Regions from separate parts of the Homo sapiens genome. Here region 1 is linked to region 2. A link is an interaction called in ENCODE POLR2A ChIA-PET data of the cell type or tissue named here. Cell type or tissue: GM12878. All regions are shown on one strand. Each heading gives the region's core, and the rest is flanking DNA. Links, peaks and the distances in the headings are about the cores only. Region 1 overlaps MAP2K5 (mitogen-activated protein kinase kinase 5). Region 2 overlaps IQCH (IQ motif containing H).

The links. Peaks named below come from ENCODE experiments on the same cell type or tissue, not always from the same donor. Only the 100,000 strongest peaks of a DNase experiment are listed, where the experiment ranks them.
Region 1: POLR2A ChIA-PET joins it to region 2 with 6 read pairs; 2 of 35 experiments call an interaction of 5 or more read pairs at or near these places.

What each region holds. Positions count from the first base shown.
Region 1 is chr15:67,758,059-67,764,928 of GRCh38, forward strand. The region is part of intron 19 of MAP2K5 (mitogen-activated protein kinase kinase 5); the gene reads left to right. Among named protein-coding and RNA genes, the nearest start is that of SKOR1, 64 kb to the right of the region's middle. RefSeq lists a silencer at 4,799-4,878 and enhancers at 5,029-5,088, 5,159-5,208. In GM12878, for the core only: no CTCF peak of the experiment used is centred there; a DNase peak (open chromatin) is centred at 4,983; H3K27ac peaks cover 751 bases.
Region 2 is chr15:67,456,651-67,465,540 of GRCh38, forward strand. It overlaps IQCH (IQ motif containing H), which reads left to right. Exons shown (of 21, transcript NM_001031715.3): 17 at 8,477-8,647. All of the region lies in intron 3 of IQCH-AS1 (IQCH antisense RNA 1), which reads right to left. Among named protein-coding and RNA genes, the nearest start is that of C15orf61, 60 kb to the right of the region's middle. RefSeq lists an enhancer at 301-595. In GM12878, for the core only: no CTCF peak of the experiment used is centred there; no DNase peak of the experiment used is centred there.

The sequences.
Region 1 (6,870 bases), core at 2,871-6,870, 300 kb after region 2:
TAGAGGTATTTGTAGGGGAGGGAGGATGGGGAGACTGAAAGAGTTTTAAGCAAGAGGTCAACGTAGCCAGATTTGTGTTTTACACTGTGGCAGTGCTGTGGAAGATGGATTAGAAAGGACATTGAAGCTGTAGTTCTGATCAGAAATTGGAGGGGTTTAATCAGGACAGCCTTAGCATGTTTGAAGGGTATTTAGGAGATGGAGCTAACTGCATTTGGTAAATAACTAGATATAAGGGAGGGTAGGGAGGTAGGGTCAGGGATGAATCTCAGGGCTTGGGCAGTCAGGTGCATGGTGGTACTCTCCTGAGATGGGGCACACGGAAAGAGAGGCATTTTCAAGGGATGAGATGATTAGCATTCTGTTCTTGGGAGATCACCAAGCACCTCATTCAAAACTATATTCATTCCTGCTCCAGATTCAATTATGAGTTTAACAACTAGACTCTAAGTTCCTAGACATTTTATTTCTGTCTTCCTAGTACTGCACCTAACATCCTATAGGCTCTTGTAAATATTCATCAAATGACATTTATGCATAAATCTCAACACTTTTTTTTTCAAGACCTCAGAAATACAAATCCAAAAAGTGACAGAGAATATATGATGAGGAGATACTTAGCTAATAGATATGGTTCTCTACCAGAATTCAGAAGTCTAAGCCTTAACCTTTGTGGTTTACACAGTGTTTCCTGTCACATTCTTTCCCCACAACACTCTATTTTACAGACAAGGAAACTGAGTGACAATCAAAGGGTAAGGTTCCTTACATTATACTATCACTGATTTGAAGAAAGTACAAAGTGACCACTGAACATTTTGGCATCAAAGGAAGAGGTTTTTTATACAGCTGTGAAAGAAGACAACTTAGCATTGCAGACATGCTCAAAGGGCATACGTGTTTTGCAACTCAGTTCAGTTTTGCTGTCTATATGAATGACCGCACATCTTTCAGTTAATTGAATTCTATTCTGTGTACTCTGTTTAATTTGGCATGGAGGAGCGCGAATCCTTTTAGAAAGATTTCTATTGAAATACAATAAGTTTGGCTCTTAAATGTGTTATCTTAAAAAATTCATTCATGTAGAATCACTCACTCCTAGGCAGGGTGCCTGAGAAGCCACTGGGGTATGAAAATAGCCGGTGCTGGGGGGTGGGGGATGCTGATGGCAAGAATGATTGCCTAATAATACCTCCCAGAAATTCAAAAGCGGGGTTAGGCCAGGCACGGTGGCTCATGCCTGTAATCCTAGCATTTTGGGAGACCAAGGAAGGCAGATCACTTGAGCTCAGGAGTTCGAGACCAGACCTGGCAACATGGTGAGACCCGATCTCTACAAAAAAAAACAAAAATTAGCCAAGCATGGTGGCACGTGCCTGTAGTCCCAGCTACTCAGGAGGCTGAGGTGGGAGGATCTCTTGAACCTGGGAGGTGGAGGTTCCGGTGAGCCAAGATCACGCTACTGCACTCTAGCCTGGATGACAGAGCGAGACTGTGTCTCAAAAAAAAAAAAGAAAAGAAAAGAAAAAATGGGATTAACCAACTTCAGAGGAAATAATATCCACTCATCTTTTACCTTAGAGACTTTACCATGACTCTGGCTTCTGAAGTTAGCAAGAAGTAAAAGGAACACCATCCCACTCCTATTCCCAGCATCCCAAGGATGGCCTGTTCCTGTCACAGCACATAACTGCGGGTGGTTAAAGGGAGACAGGACCTGCAGACCCACAGTGTCTGACTATAGTGATTAACTCCAACCACTCCCACAAACAGGTTTTTGTGATGTGGGATTTCATGGTGCATGCAGCTTGTATTAGTTAATGACTGAGGCATTAGAAACTCAGTAAGTTAATACAAGCATATGCACACAATGGTCCTGTCCTTTCGGCGATATTGTCAACTAGACCTGTGTTTCAAAGTGTTGGGAATATATAGTTGAGATCCTGAAAACTGATATTCCTCTTTTATGTAAGGCAATCTTTAGAAATCTAATACCTTCTTTGAAAAGTCCAGTGTGTTTAAATTAATTCAGTTTGGCTGGTTTGAAAATTGAAAATAGGTTAGCATTAAGGCCAGGATTCCTTTAGTAATTACTTTTTCTATTGGTAATAACTGTTTCTTTAGAAATGACATTAACATTCTACCAAAACACAGCAGTAATCCAAAAGTTAATGTTCTGTTCACTTATAATTATATTTAATTCATATTTATGAGTTGTCAGAAGGGAGGAGTAAGAAAGAAGTGAATACAAAATGTTACAGAAGAAACAAGTTATAAGAAAATTTTTTCCTCATAGTCTGAAGGATGTACAAAGTCACTTGAAGTAAAAAAAAGTTTTTTTAAACACACAATTATATAAAATTAGATTTTATTAACTATTGCTGAAAAAAATCTATATTTTTATTATTTCCAAGTGGCACTGAGTGAATTCAGCCAATAGACCTTATCCATTTCTTCTTTTTTACTAACCAAAATATTAACATAAACATCCCCATAATTTTGATTTAGTAAGTCAATTAGATTTGTGGGGATTTTTTAACCAGGAAAAATTCTGCATCTTTAGGCAGTCATTGAACAAGTAGCTTTGTGTTATTTCCTTTGAATTGTCCATGAAGCCTGATGTATTATTAATGAATTAATTTCTTGGTGGTGGAGGCCTGTGAATAGCGGTCTGTGAATGGGCAGTTGCCTGGTGGGGCCAGTTTTGGCTGCTGTCATTTAACATGTGTTGCTGTATTGTGAAGTCTTACCCAGCCATAGGACAATGCTCATTTAATCCACCATGATGGGACCTACACACCCTGAGCCCAAGTTGGATGCCAGGGTCAGTTACCCAGCAGCTTGGGCTGGGGGCACTGCTCTGCTTCACTGCCGAGTTGCTGTAATCGTTTTGCCGGCTGTTAATTTTCTCTAAACCAGGGAAAATGTGTATGTGAGCAGTACAAATGTTCTCAAAAGAGATTCCAAACTGGTCGGCTGGGGTGTTGCCTCCATTCCAGAATGGAGGCAGCATTCCAGGGAGTGTAAGTTCCTTCCTTCCTCCTGGAAATGGAAGCGTCTGGGCCCACGAGATCCCTGATGTTTTGAGGTCCAGAGTAGCAGATGGCATTATGATTTTCCAAATCCTGATGAACATTCTAACTGAACTTGTTCATTTCACAGTATGTGGTTCTATTTTTTCATTTCCTCTTCTTCCCTCCCTCCCTCTTTCCCTTTGTTCCCCTCATAGTAACTAGTTTTAAACTGGTGTAGTGTCTCCTTAAACCAGCTTTAAATTCCCTTCTGTCTGTCTATTTTATGAAACCAACTATAGCACAGTTTCACGTATAATTCTCAGCCTTTGAATTGCAGCTGAAGCAGCCTTTGAATTTGTTTAAAAATGTGTAAGCAAATAAAGCCAACACTCATACACGCAGCCACTGGTAGTTCTGTTTCCCCCCTTATCTGTAGCTGGCAGTGCAGGTGGCAAATGGCAGTAATTATTTTAACTAACAGTCGAGTGAACATTCAGGAGGACATACAGTGTGGTGATGTGGACTTTGGATTTACAGTGAGTTCTCAGAGTCTGACTTGATAGTGTTATGGCTTGTTGGTTTTTCAGGACACGGACCTGCCAGGTTCCTGTACTTCAACAGTGTGTGGATGTGGTTCAGATGTTTCAATCTTAACTCTTTATCTATGAAAAGATCAATTTTTTTTCATTTAGGCACCTATTAAGGGTTTTTTTCTCTCCTAGATTTTTCTGTTTTGTTTTTAATATAATTTATGATCTACCTTTAAGAGTGCTTTTAATCAGCACTTCTGTAGAACCAGCTGAAATGCCAGTGTGTATATTAACATTATAATTTAGGTACTGGATCAAACATGTATAGCTGGACTTTTCCTGAGGAAAAAAGTTGACCTGACCAGTGTATGAAATTCAAACACTGTATAGGAACAAGGTAAAAGCACAGGTAGGAATTGCTGAATAATTACCTTTAGACCAGCCTGAGCAGGAGACTTCCCACGAGGGTGAGCTCATTTAATGGTTCCTAAAACTCAATCTTGTGGATGTCAGTGGTCATGCTTGATTATTTGCAGCAGTGTTTTATGAAAAGCAGTAGAAATGCATTGGGAGGCTGCAGAGAAAGAGGACAATAACGGGTTTTACTTTTGTAAATGAAATCCCTTCGGTATGAGACAAGTATGTTTTTTGCTGCTCTGCCTAAGCCACTGAAAAGGGAGATGTATGTGGATGTTAGTGTGTGAGTATGTGTGTACTGTTCATGTAGGCACATCTAAAAACTGCTGTGCACTATGGCTGATGACCAACAAGAGACCTAAAATAAAAAGAGAAAAAAGATGCTCATTGGCTTTGGAAAGGAAGCAATTATAAATACAGTTTAAAAGATTAACCTATTTTCCATTTCTCCACTCACCTATTTTCAAGAAATGTAATAAAACACCAAGCTCTTTACCATATGTTTACAACATTTCTAAGTAAATATAAGTCTTTTAAATGACAGACAAAAAAAAAAAAAAAAACAAGCAGACTAAATGAAGAATCCATTTTGACATTAATGACAAAGATCATTTCTATTCTCTTTTATCCCAATACTGAAGAACTTCCAAAACACTTTTAGGAGAAAAAGAAAATAGGAAAAAAAATCTCTATAATCTCAAACTTCAGTTACCCAGAGACAGATTCCTTTAGACCTGTTTGTTTATATTTTGTTTTTTATAAGCCATCTGGTAGTGATGTTCACTTGGCTAACAGCTGGTTCTCCTTGATTAAAGGGTTTATGGGTAGGATGGGCCTTTCAGTGGCAAAAATTCAGGCCTTTACCCCGTGGTTCCAGGCCCATCTGAGACAAGTTAAATGAGCTGCTACTGTCAGCCCAGACCCAGTGGACAGAACGTCACACCAAAATGCCCACACATGTAATTTGTCACGCCTGGCAGCCCAGAGCATGGGGTGAGCCAGTGTGGAAATTGAATCATCTTTCACTTTCTCTGCTCAAGACTTGATGTGGAGTAGGATGAGTAAAAGGCGGGCTTTCTGTTCTGCAGCTGAGCGGAGTTAGAGGCTTTCTTCTCTGGTATGTCATCTGCCAGCCTTCCTAAGTTCAAAGCCTCGCTTTCACCCTGATGTTTTCCCTTGTAACACACCGAGAAGTAGGTCAGTTCTATCTGCATCATGAAATCAAAAATAAACTTAGAGTCCAAATGCTGATTGTTCCTTCATGGAGTGGCCACATTTTAAAATAAACTCAATGTTTTAACAAGCATTGATTGAATTTGTACAAATCTGCTATGTAGTTATGGCTACTCACACTCTAAACGAGACTCATTCTCGGACCAGGAGCACCTATTCATCTCTTTCCCACCTTTCTCCTTCTGATAACATGTGACTGCTTTTTTCTCCCCTGTCTACATTCTGTTACAGCAGATATGTACATTGAGGACCTTTAAAATATTAAAATATAGCTGATTTCCCAGAATCTCACATTAGTTTGCACCTTGGACAGGTTGTTTTTGGTTTGAAGATTAGCTTCTATGGAGATCCTTGGAGGTGAGGGTCCAGTTTTTTTTCATTTTTTTGTTTTTTAGATTTTTTTTTTTAAACAAACTCGATTTTCTCCCCAAGCAAGTACAGATTTGCCCTATGGGTTCTGCCAGTTGTGTCATAAAGATGCTACTCTAAGGCAGTGAACAGTGGAGGATCAGAAACCAATTTAGGGTCTGACAGGCAACACGCTATCCTGCTGGGCATGAAGCCCCTAGAATTACAAATGACCTTTGATCCCAGCACTGAGGATAGAATGCAGTGATCCAATAGAGCTTTGCCAATTAGTATGAATCCCAGTGCCTAAGAGTAGACATTGTTGGGCCAGGGCAAAGGAACGTCAGACATGAATTAAAAGATTTACTTTTAAATTATAGAGTGTGACTCTCAATATTGGTCAGACTACAGGTGATTTTCTGGTGTTGAACACCTGTTGGCTTGGTGGCTTGACACCGTAAGTCTAGAAGTGGGCTATTAAAAAACAGTTAGAGGGCTGGCCATATTTCATTTAACTTGCCATGCTGGTTTAATCCAACCACAGTACAGCTGACCTCAGAATTCACCAGTGCAGCCAACACCTTGAGATATTTGAGAGGTTGTCCCATCTTCCTTTGCTTTACTGCCAGTATGCATAAGGTTTGAAGGAATGTCTGTTTTGTATAAGGAGAAGGGAACAGGACCCAGACTACAACATTCAAGGTCCCTCCCACCCTCAGGTGCTGTCTGGGAGAGAGGAAAGAAGAAAGTAGGAGAGCAAAGAAGGTATCTCACACGCTGCAGACTCTTTTACTTTATGCCCCATGACCCTCGTTTGTGAACTCGCGTCTGCCAGCCAAACTGAACCAAAACCTCAGTGCCCTCCTGTTCATCCTGAGTGCCCAGCTTTGGCAGTCTCACGTGGCCACTTCCTCCATCCTGCAGGGCTGGTTATTAGGGATGTACATCTTATCCCTCTGAACAATACACAAATTCTTTGAGGATATGGATTAAGTATCAGCCATTCCACAATGCCAGGCTCATTGCGTTCCACATGGTAGATGCCCACAAAAGCTGTTGAATGAATGAATGAATAATGAATGATTGTATCATTTTTACACAGTATTTTATGTTATGCCTTATCAGTGTCTGAATTAACCACCACATTATTGTCAGGTCCCCCTGTCACCTTTAATTATGAATTATAGGCAAAAATGTAGTCCTAAGGAATATTTTTTTAAGCAAAAGGCCCTTAACTTTTTTCCAGTTGAGTATTTATGCCAGCCTTCTCCCTTATACAAGCAGAGTTCTGCTAAGAATCTAGGCCTCATCTAATTGTTTAAAAATAG
Region 2 (8,890 bases), core at 2,484-6,483:
ACCGACATGTTCTATTTGGTTGATATTTTTAAAACATTGTTATTTTGCTGTTTTCTTTTCATATTTGGGAGCCAGGAACTCCCAAATATGGATTTTGGATTTTTTTCAGAATCCAAAAGTTTTGAAGGCCTTTGAAAATCACGGAAGTCTTAGGTACGCCTGGCCCTGAGTGCTAAGTGGTGGGGCACAGATGGTTTGCAGCCTCTTACCCCACCCACTCCAAACACCCCATAGAAGGCAGTGTCCAAGGGGATTGGTACAGAGATGGAAGCTCTAGTTGCTCAAAGATAGCTTCGTGGAGCTGTGATTTAAGTCATGCCCAAAAAGATGAGTAGGATTAACAGAGACAGAGGGGAAGGCCTCTAAGCTGAAAACCAAGAGGCTCAATTGCTGACCGGGGTGACTGCCCTGTACAGCGACAACTGCCGTTCTTCACTTCTCCAAGAGACTGGGCTATCCCAACAGCTGCCACCAGGTGGCAACAAGCCAAGCGGCTGCTCTCCCCTCTGCCTATTGATTTAGGCAGAGGGCCTATTGCATTTTAATGTTATGCAAACAACTCTTACCAAATACCATAATCACATTAGTATTTTACTAATTGAAAATTCTTACAGTGGGGTGTACCAACTCCTTTAAAATTAAGCATGAGGTGTGTTGTTTACCACAATGGAGAGCTCCATGCTGTCTGGAGATTCAGTGATCCAAGTGGGGAAAAAATATGTCATTTAGTAACTGCCTAAGAAAACGTGTTCTGTTTATAATAGCTGGGATTCTGAGGCCTGTATTTAAATAGCATCTGCAAAGAGTTAAATGTGCTCCCTGTCTCTGAGAAGCAGGCAAGAACACAGAAGTCAAGAACCAAGTGAATTCTTACACCTGCTCAAACTCTGCTCCCAACAGTCAGATGGGGAAGAAGTGGTCAGGACCCAAAACAGATTTATGTCTGCCAGGCCTCTGTAGTAATAGTCTCACACACTATCTCATTTAGCCACTGAATCCACACATATCCCTCAGGGATAGATCCCATCAGGCCTATATTAATAGACAAGGAAATAGGCCCAGAGAGGGGAAAGAAGTTGCTTAAGACCACAAGGCCAGCACTCCCAGCGAGGTCCTGTGACTCTGGTCCAGGGCACTCTCTGTCCTGAGAAAGCCATCCACCTCTCCCAAGCCACGGTCCCCTCCAATCCCATTACTCTCAAGCTGTTGTCACTTTTCCCCTACCAAGCTGCCCCTGTCCTTCTCCACCTTACTGCATCTTAGCCTAAACGTGATGAGAAGTGGACTGAGCTGCCTCTGCCTTGTCCCCTGGGGAAGGCCTCAGGTCCTATAGACCTCACTTCTCACCAATCCAGGAGAATCTTGAGCCCCAGGCCCAGAAGTGAGAGCAGAGAAAAAGCTTCTTCCCTCCCAGGAACTGATTCTGTTTTATCCCTAGAGCCTAGCCATGCACATCCTCCTGATTTTACAGCTGCAAAAGGAGAAAAAGTGCCTGAGATTTCAACCCACCCTCTATAACATGCTGTAACAAAGGCATCTCAAACTTAACTGATCTGAAATCTTGATTTTACCCTCCAAGGTATTTCTCTGGCATTCTGCCCCAGTGGGAAATGGTAATGCTATTCTTCCATTTTCTTCAGGGTGGAAGTTTTGGAGACACCTTTGGCTCCTTTTTCTCATACTGCACATCCAATCCATCAATAAGTCCTTTTAGTTCTACTTTTGAAAAATATCTATAATACAACCACTTCTCCCACCTTCCAGTTACCAGTGTGGTCCAGCCACCATCATCTCTCACCTCAATTACTGCAAGTCTTCCTAACTGGACTCCCTGTTTCCATCCTTGCCCCCTCAGGGCCTCTTGTCAATGCAATTAGAGTCACATTAGTTAGCTCACATCACTCCTCCACTCAACACTCTCCAGTGCATTCCCAGCCTCCACAGCTGTAAAAAGGAAATAAGCCCTTGGCTCTGTACCTAGCCAAACCAGTAAAACAGAGGGAACCATGGCCTACCCATGGCTGTATTCTCTACCAACCAGAGGAGCTGGGCAGGTGACCGAGCACTTGGTCTTACTCTAGAAAAAATCAAGTGGTCCAATGCTGGATTTTCTGTCGAACTGGGGCTGTGAATGCTGTGAACATGGGCAGAGAGGTGACTCACACATCCCTTTGGCCAACCAGCTACTGAGCATGATGGGCCGTGTATCACAGTTCACCCTGAAGGCTGGATGCCATTTCTGGCGTGGGTGAATTCTCAGTACTGCATGTCTCAGAGTTGGCTTATTTGGAGTGCCTGTCTTTTTAAAAATTTTCGGCAATATGATAAATATACACAATTCCCTGTTAGCCTCATAGATACATCTGGAGGCAACAGAGGGAGGATTCACCCAGACTACTATCCCCAGTGAGTGATTAGTTAAGGAAAGTGTGGCCCGGAGAGGCAACTTCTTTTGGGTCACAGATATTTGTCTCAGACCCTGATACCAAAAGCTGGGGCCTTTAGTGGGTCATTTATCCTGTCTGAAATCTCTGGTTCTTCTTACAAAAAGAAAAAGAGGAAGAAGACGATAAGAAAACTTAGAGATGAGTCTGCAGAGCATCTTTGGATTCATAAAGCTCTGAAATCCTGATTCTTCAGTGAGTGTTATTTGATCTATAAATTAGTCTCTGAGTCCCATACGTGCCCTGATGCCCATAGGAGAAGGGTGGCAAGAGGCAACACTAAACCCTTTGCTGAGAACTTTATTTGCACAGAATGTAGGGCCTGAGCACATCTGCCCACATCTGCGTGCTCTGCCACCCATTCATCCCGCCTGTCACCAGAAAGAGGCAGAAGCAGCAGGGGTGAGCAGGCAGCCTCCATCTGCTGAGAACACCTCAGGCAAAAAGGGCTCAAGACCAGGCTTCTCTCCCACCCCTCCCCACACAGAAGCATGTTGCTACATTGTCATCTCAAAGCTTGCGGTCCAGATCCTTGGACCAGAACAATCTGGGCAAGCTGACCTTTGCCTGACTCCTGCCCTGTCTGCTGGCTCTCACCTGCCCAAGGCCTCCAGATGCAGCTGTGGTTCACACGGCATCCAGCACAGTAGCAGTCAGGGCAGTGGAGAGCAGGGGCCTCTGTAGCACTTCTGCCCTCTCCACCCCACTGGCCCTGCTCCTTTGCAGGCTACAATGCACTTCTTTACAACCAATCCAATAGAAATAGAATTCAGCCAGGCATAGTAGCTCAGGTCTGCAATCCCAACACTTTTGGAGGCCAAGGCGAGAGTATCATTTGAACGCAGGAGTTTGAGACCAGCCTGGGCAACAAGATCTTGTCTCTACAAAAAAGGAAAGAAAAAAAAATTAGCAGGGTTTGGTGGTGCAAACCTATTAGTCCTAGCTACTCAGGAGGCTGAGGCAGGAGGATCGCTTGAGCCCAGGAAGTCAAGGCAGCAGTGGTTTTATTATTATCTTATTATTAATACTTTCTTATTAATGAGATACTTTGCATTCTTTTTTACATCCTCAGTCCTCAAAATCTGGTGTGCATTTGTACCATTTCAAGTGCTCAATAGCCACATGAGGCTAGTGGCTACCATATTTGATAGTGCAGATCTAGAATATACATGGAAGTCTATATACAGTTGCAGTTATCGTGATTCTGCTAATGTTAACACTGGCTGGTAACATTTTGTTATATTCTCATCTAGTCTTTTCTACATATATTAGTTTTGCAAAGCTGAAGTCATGTTGCTTGTGTAACTTTCTATCCTCCTTTTGCTGTTTTGTGCATCTTCCTAAATCATCAAAAGTTCCTCACAACCACTGTCTCTAATTATATCAGACTATCCCATCACTTGGATGTGTCATAGTCTTTTTAGCCACTGCCAAAACGTTGGACAGCAAGTGTTTCAGTAATATAGGTAATACTGAGATAATTATTTTTTGTATTCCTTGTGCTCTTAAGACCTTAATATAAATCTCTCTAGCATTCTAACCATTTTTAACAAAGTGACCTTTAATCAGTCAAACAACTGGCAACAAGTGATTTCTGACTGACAGCTGAGACACCTTATGTTCTCATTACTCACCTCTGACACCTGGTTCTGCAACCTAGGGCAACCACTTCACTTTTCACACCACAGTCGCTCCATTTATAAACTGACTGTATTAGGTGATTTTTAAGGGTCTTTCCAGCCCTAACCTTCAGTGATATTTTTCCCCCACCCTCACATCTAATCAATTAACCTGTCAAGCCAGTTATTATAAGTCATCATAAGTCATGTCAAAGCCACCACATAAACATTTTAAATTCATCCAAGTCTCCCATGCCCACTCATAGTACTTTGTTCAGGCCCCCATCATTGCTCACCTAAAGTGGGACAAGAGTACCTAGTGCTGAGAGATTAGATTCTAAAGTTACCATCAGAGTCCCAAATCAAGAATAGGATTAAATGGGCTGGGCTCAGTGCTCATGCCTGTAATCCCAGCACTTTGGGAGGTCGAGGTGGGTGGATCACTTGAGGTCAGGAGTTGGAGACCAGTCTGGCCAACATGTTGAAACCCCGTCCCTACTAAAAATACAAGAATAGGATTAAATGAGAGGTGTGAGAACACATGGGCCTGGCACGGAGGAGGTGCTCAGTGAATATTTGCTGCATTTGAATCTGAAACCAGCCTCAAGTGACCCACCTGGATCTCATTTCCTAAAAGTTACGGAAGAGGAGTTCACAGTGAAACACTGGAATTGCGAATGCACCCTGCTGCGTGCCCTGCCCCAGACACGAGGTGCTGCAGGAAGACAAAGACTTGGCAGCATCCCCTAAAGGGCTGACAGTCTAGAAGGGGAGATAGGAACCCCTGTGCACAAAACAAGCATGCCTCAGGCGGTGTCTTCAATGGAAAGACCAGATGGAGAACAGAACAATTATCTGAGCAAATCAGGCAAGCCTGCTGTTGAGGAAAAGGCTGAAGAAAATTTGTCCTCCTGTTTCCTTTGAGAACCAAGGGGTTAGGGCAGCCAGAGGAAGCAAAAGCATTTCAGCTCTAGAAACAGAGTTCTGGTTTGTACTATATGATCTTAGGCAAACTATGAGGCTGCTTTTTTATCTCAGTGTCTTCATCTGTAAAATGGAGACAGAGTAATACCAACCTTGCACAAACCTACCTGCCTACTGGATTGAGTTGTGAGGTTGAATAGAACAATTACGTATGGGGACAACAGTTATTAAATGGGTGACCTAATAGCTAACATAGACAACGGACAATGTGCCTTCTAAGAATCTGCTCTGAAAGGAAATGTTTAGTCATCATAAAAAGCATCTGTAATGAACTTTATTTGTTTAATTTTATTTATTTCCCTATTTTTATTAAATAGAGTTGGGGTCTCGTTATGTTGCCCAGGATCGTCTTGAACTCCTGGCCTCAAGTGGCTTCCTGCCTTGGCCTCCCAAAGTGCTGAAGTTACAGGCATGAGCCACTGCGCCCGGCCTACCTTATAAAGTTCAGTAAAGGTTGGGCGCGGTGGCTCATGTCTGTAATTTCAGCACTTTGGGAGGCCGAGAGTGGATCACAAGGTCAGGAGTTCCAGACCAGCCTGGCCAAGACGGTGAAACCCCGTCTCTACTAAAAATACAAAAAAATTAGCTGGGCGTGGTGGCAGGCACCTATAATCCCAGCTACTCCGGAGGCTGAGGCAGAGAATTGCTTGAACCCGGGAGGCAGAGGTTGCAGTGAGCCAAGTTCGCACCACTGCACTCCAGCCTGGGCGACAGAGTGAGACTCCATCTCAAAAAAAAAAAAAAGAAAGAAATTATAAGGCAATTTCACGTGCATTTATTTTGTTTCTAAAACCCTGTCAGTATTATCATTTGCTCCTTTTACACTTAAGGATACTGAGATTTTGCTCCTTTTACACTTAAGGATACTGAGATTGAGAAAGCTTAACCAACCCATTGCAGTTCCCACTGTGAGGTCCAGATTTAAGCTCTCTGACTCCGTGGTTCTCACTCTTTCCCCTACACTGTGCTGCCTCCTATTAAAATCCTTATTACCAAAGCATTAATATTATTAACATAAATATTAATAATGTTTGTTATGTATGTTTCCCTTTGATCAAGGACACTAAAACCTCAAAATAGAAACTCTGAAAAAAAAAAGTCTGACCTGCTAGAATAGCAAGCTCACTTTCTCATATTAAGGGAAAGTAGCTGTCCCCATCTGATTTACATTTCATGCCATACAGCAGGAAATATTTAAGTTGACAAATAGGATATTTACAACTGCAACAGATACTTGGCAGTTAGTTTTTAACAATTGTTGCAATGTGATTTATTTGCTATTATAAAAGGGCATTACTGTGCGAATATGACTCCTGAAATTAGCTTTAGTTTAGCAAGGGGCCTTGACAGCTTGACCTCTTAATATCCTTATAATGACGCCATTTACATTCAATGCTTACTCAAGTCACTCACTGCTAGATTTGTTTGACAGGAGTCCACTCTAGGGCAGATGTATTATGTATTTTAACACACAGAGTTGGTGAGCGGGGTAAATACAGGCCTTCTAGGAGGAAAAACTGTTTAATCAAGTCTTCATGAAAATGTGTTAGTTTCCAACTTCCTACAGTGAAAATGCATTATGCTAATTACAGCATACTCCAGAAATACTTCATGTTTTCTCCACAAGACATTTTCATGGCATGTCTTATATTAAACACAAACATGTTCTGATCCTCTGCAACTTTAGTTTTTAATTTCACTGGAGAACTGTTACATAGGATAAGGATTGGCTGGGCCAGAATCAGGGAATGGGAAGAAGGTAGACTTGGAGCCAGGTAGAATTGGATTCAGATCCCAACACCACCACTTCCTAACTCAGTGGATTTGGGTACCTCCCTGAACCTCAGTTTCTTCATCTGTGACATGGGGTTGTTATTTTTTAGGCTACCACAGAGATCTGAGATATTTATGATTCACCCAGCTTCATAAAAACTGCAGGTACTTGATACATGGGACCAGTTGTGTTTTTGTTGCTTGTTTAAAGCTCAAAGGTCACCTTCATGATGCAGCCCTGATTTCATTAGACAAACCCAGTCTGTCCTTTCTTTCTGCTTCAGTAGTACTTTGTTCCACCCCATTATTTTATCACATATAAAATTCTATTGTTTAATTGGATATGTATGTATCTGTCTTCACCTTCTTATTTTTATTTTTTATTTTTTTGAGACAGAGTCTCACTCTGCCACCCAGGCTGGACTGTAGTGGTCTGATCTCGGCTCACTGAAACCTCTGCCTCCTGGGTTCAAGCGATTCTCGTGCCTCAGCCTCCCAAGTATCTGAGATTACAGGCGCACGCCACCTTGCCCAGCTAACTTTTGTATTTTTAGTAGAGATGACATTTCGCCATGTTGGCCAGGCTGGTCTCAGGTGATCCTCCCACCTCGGCCTCCCAAAGTGCTGGGATTACAGGTATAAGCCACCGTGCCCAGCCTGTCTTCACCTTCTTGATGGCAGGGCCTATGCCTATTTACCTTTGACTCTCCAGTGACTAGGACGATGATATGCCTTGAACATTGAACTGAGGAGGATGCCAGGGATGCTTCTGGATTCAGTGTGGGGATGGGGGATGACAAGGGCAATTAAGGTTGATCTGCCACAGGAGAGGGAAGAAGTAACACATGACCTACTTTTATCATTGCCAGTTTAGCACATAGTAGATGCTCAGTAAATATTTGTCAAACGAATTAGTGGACATTACTCAGTTACCTAGCAGTTGACATTAACTTATAACCAATGTCTATTTTTTAAAGCATTTTTATTTTTATTTTTATTGCATCATAATATTCTTCTAATAACACTGTGATACAGCTAGGATAAGGTGTTATCACCAATTGACAATTGAGAATACTGTGACATTGTAGGACTGGTAAAATAAGATTACCCTTCACTCTCATGAGAAAATGGGGGTAGACCTAAGACTTAGAGGCCAACCATTAGTTTCCCTTAAATATCATATTGAGGCTCCCAGAGGGGCTGTCACTGCTTTTTCCAAAATCAGGGCAAACTGCCCTTTCTCATATTCATCACTCTTTTCCCGTCTTTCTGCTCTACTGTAGTTCCCCACCCTCCAAAGCTTCAGTCTCATTTTCTCAGTAGAAAACCTGGCACTGACCACCTGCACTGACCTGCAGGCCATAGGCAGAAAAATCAAAGTCAACATGAGCTTTGCAAGACTCGGCATCTCTGTCAGATTGTCTTGGCCAAGTATTTCTGTAACTTCCCACAAGAACCTTGAATCTTCTGATTAGAATCAGACTCCATCTCTCAGTTGAACAATGTACAAACAGAAGGAAAAACATCTACTCCATTAAGACACATGGTCACTGGTTTCACTTAGTCTGATGTAGTTTGGTCTGGTTAGGCAGAGGTGGGGCCTTCGCTGCTGTTTGCTGATTTCACCCTCACTTCTACGGCTCCTGTTTTAATCAGGTGTGGGCAACCGGCCTTAACCTCGCATATAGTGACCAGCTGGCCCTGACTCAACTCACCTTATACCTGACAAACGGCCATCTGGATTGCAGTTTGAGCACCCTGGAAGTGCCCCGCTTTGTTCCAAAGGAAAGGAAGAAAACCAAATGCATGAGTGCGCTGTCAATGCCGGTAAGCAAGAGGTGCTTCCTGAAGGTTCTCGGTGTTCAGCAACACCCACTGCCACTGCCTGAGCTCTGTCTAGGAGCCAGGATCTTTGAGTACAGGAAGAAGAAAGAGCCTAAGGCAAGTCATTGGACTTGTCTGAGCAGGGTCTGGAAATGCGAATGTGTTGGTCAGAGGAAAGGGAGAAGCCATTCCCGAATGAACCTGCCATCTGTGGAAATGCGAAAGAGCATGGGGCTCTCCTCCCCT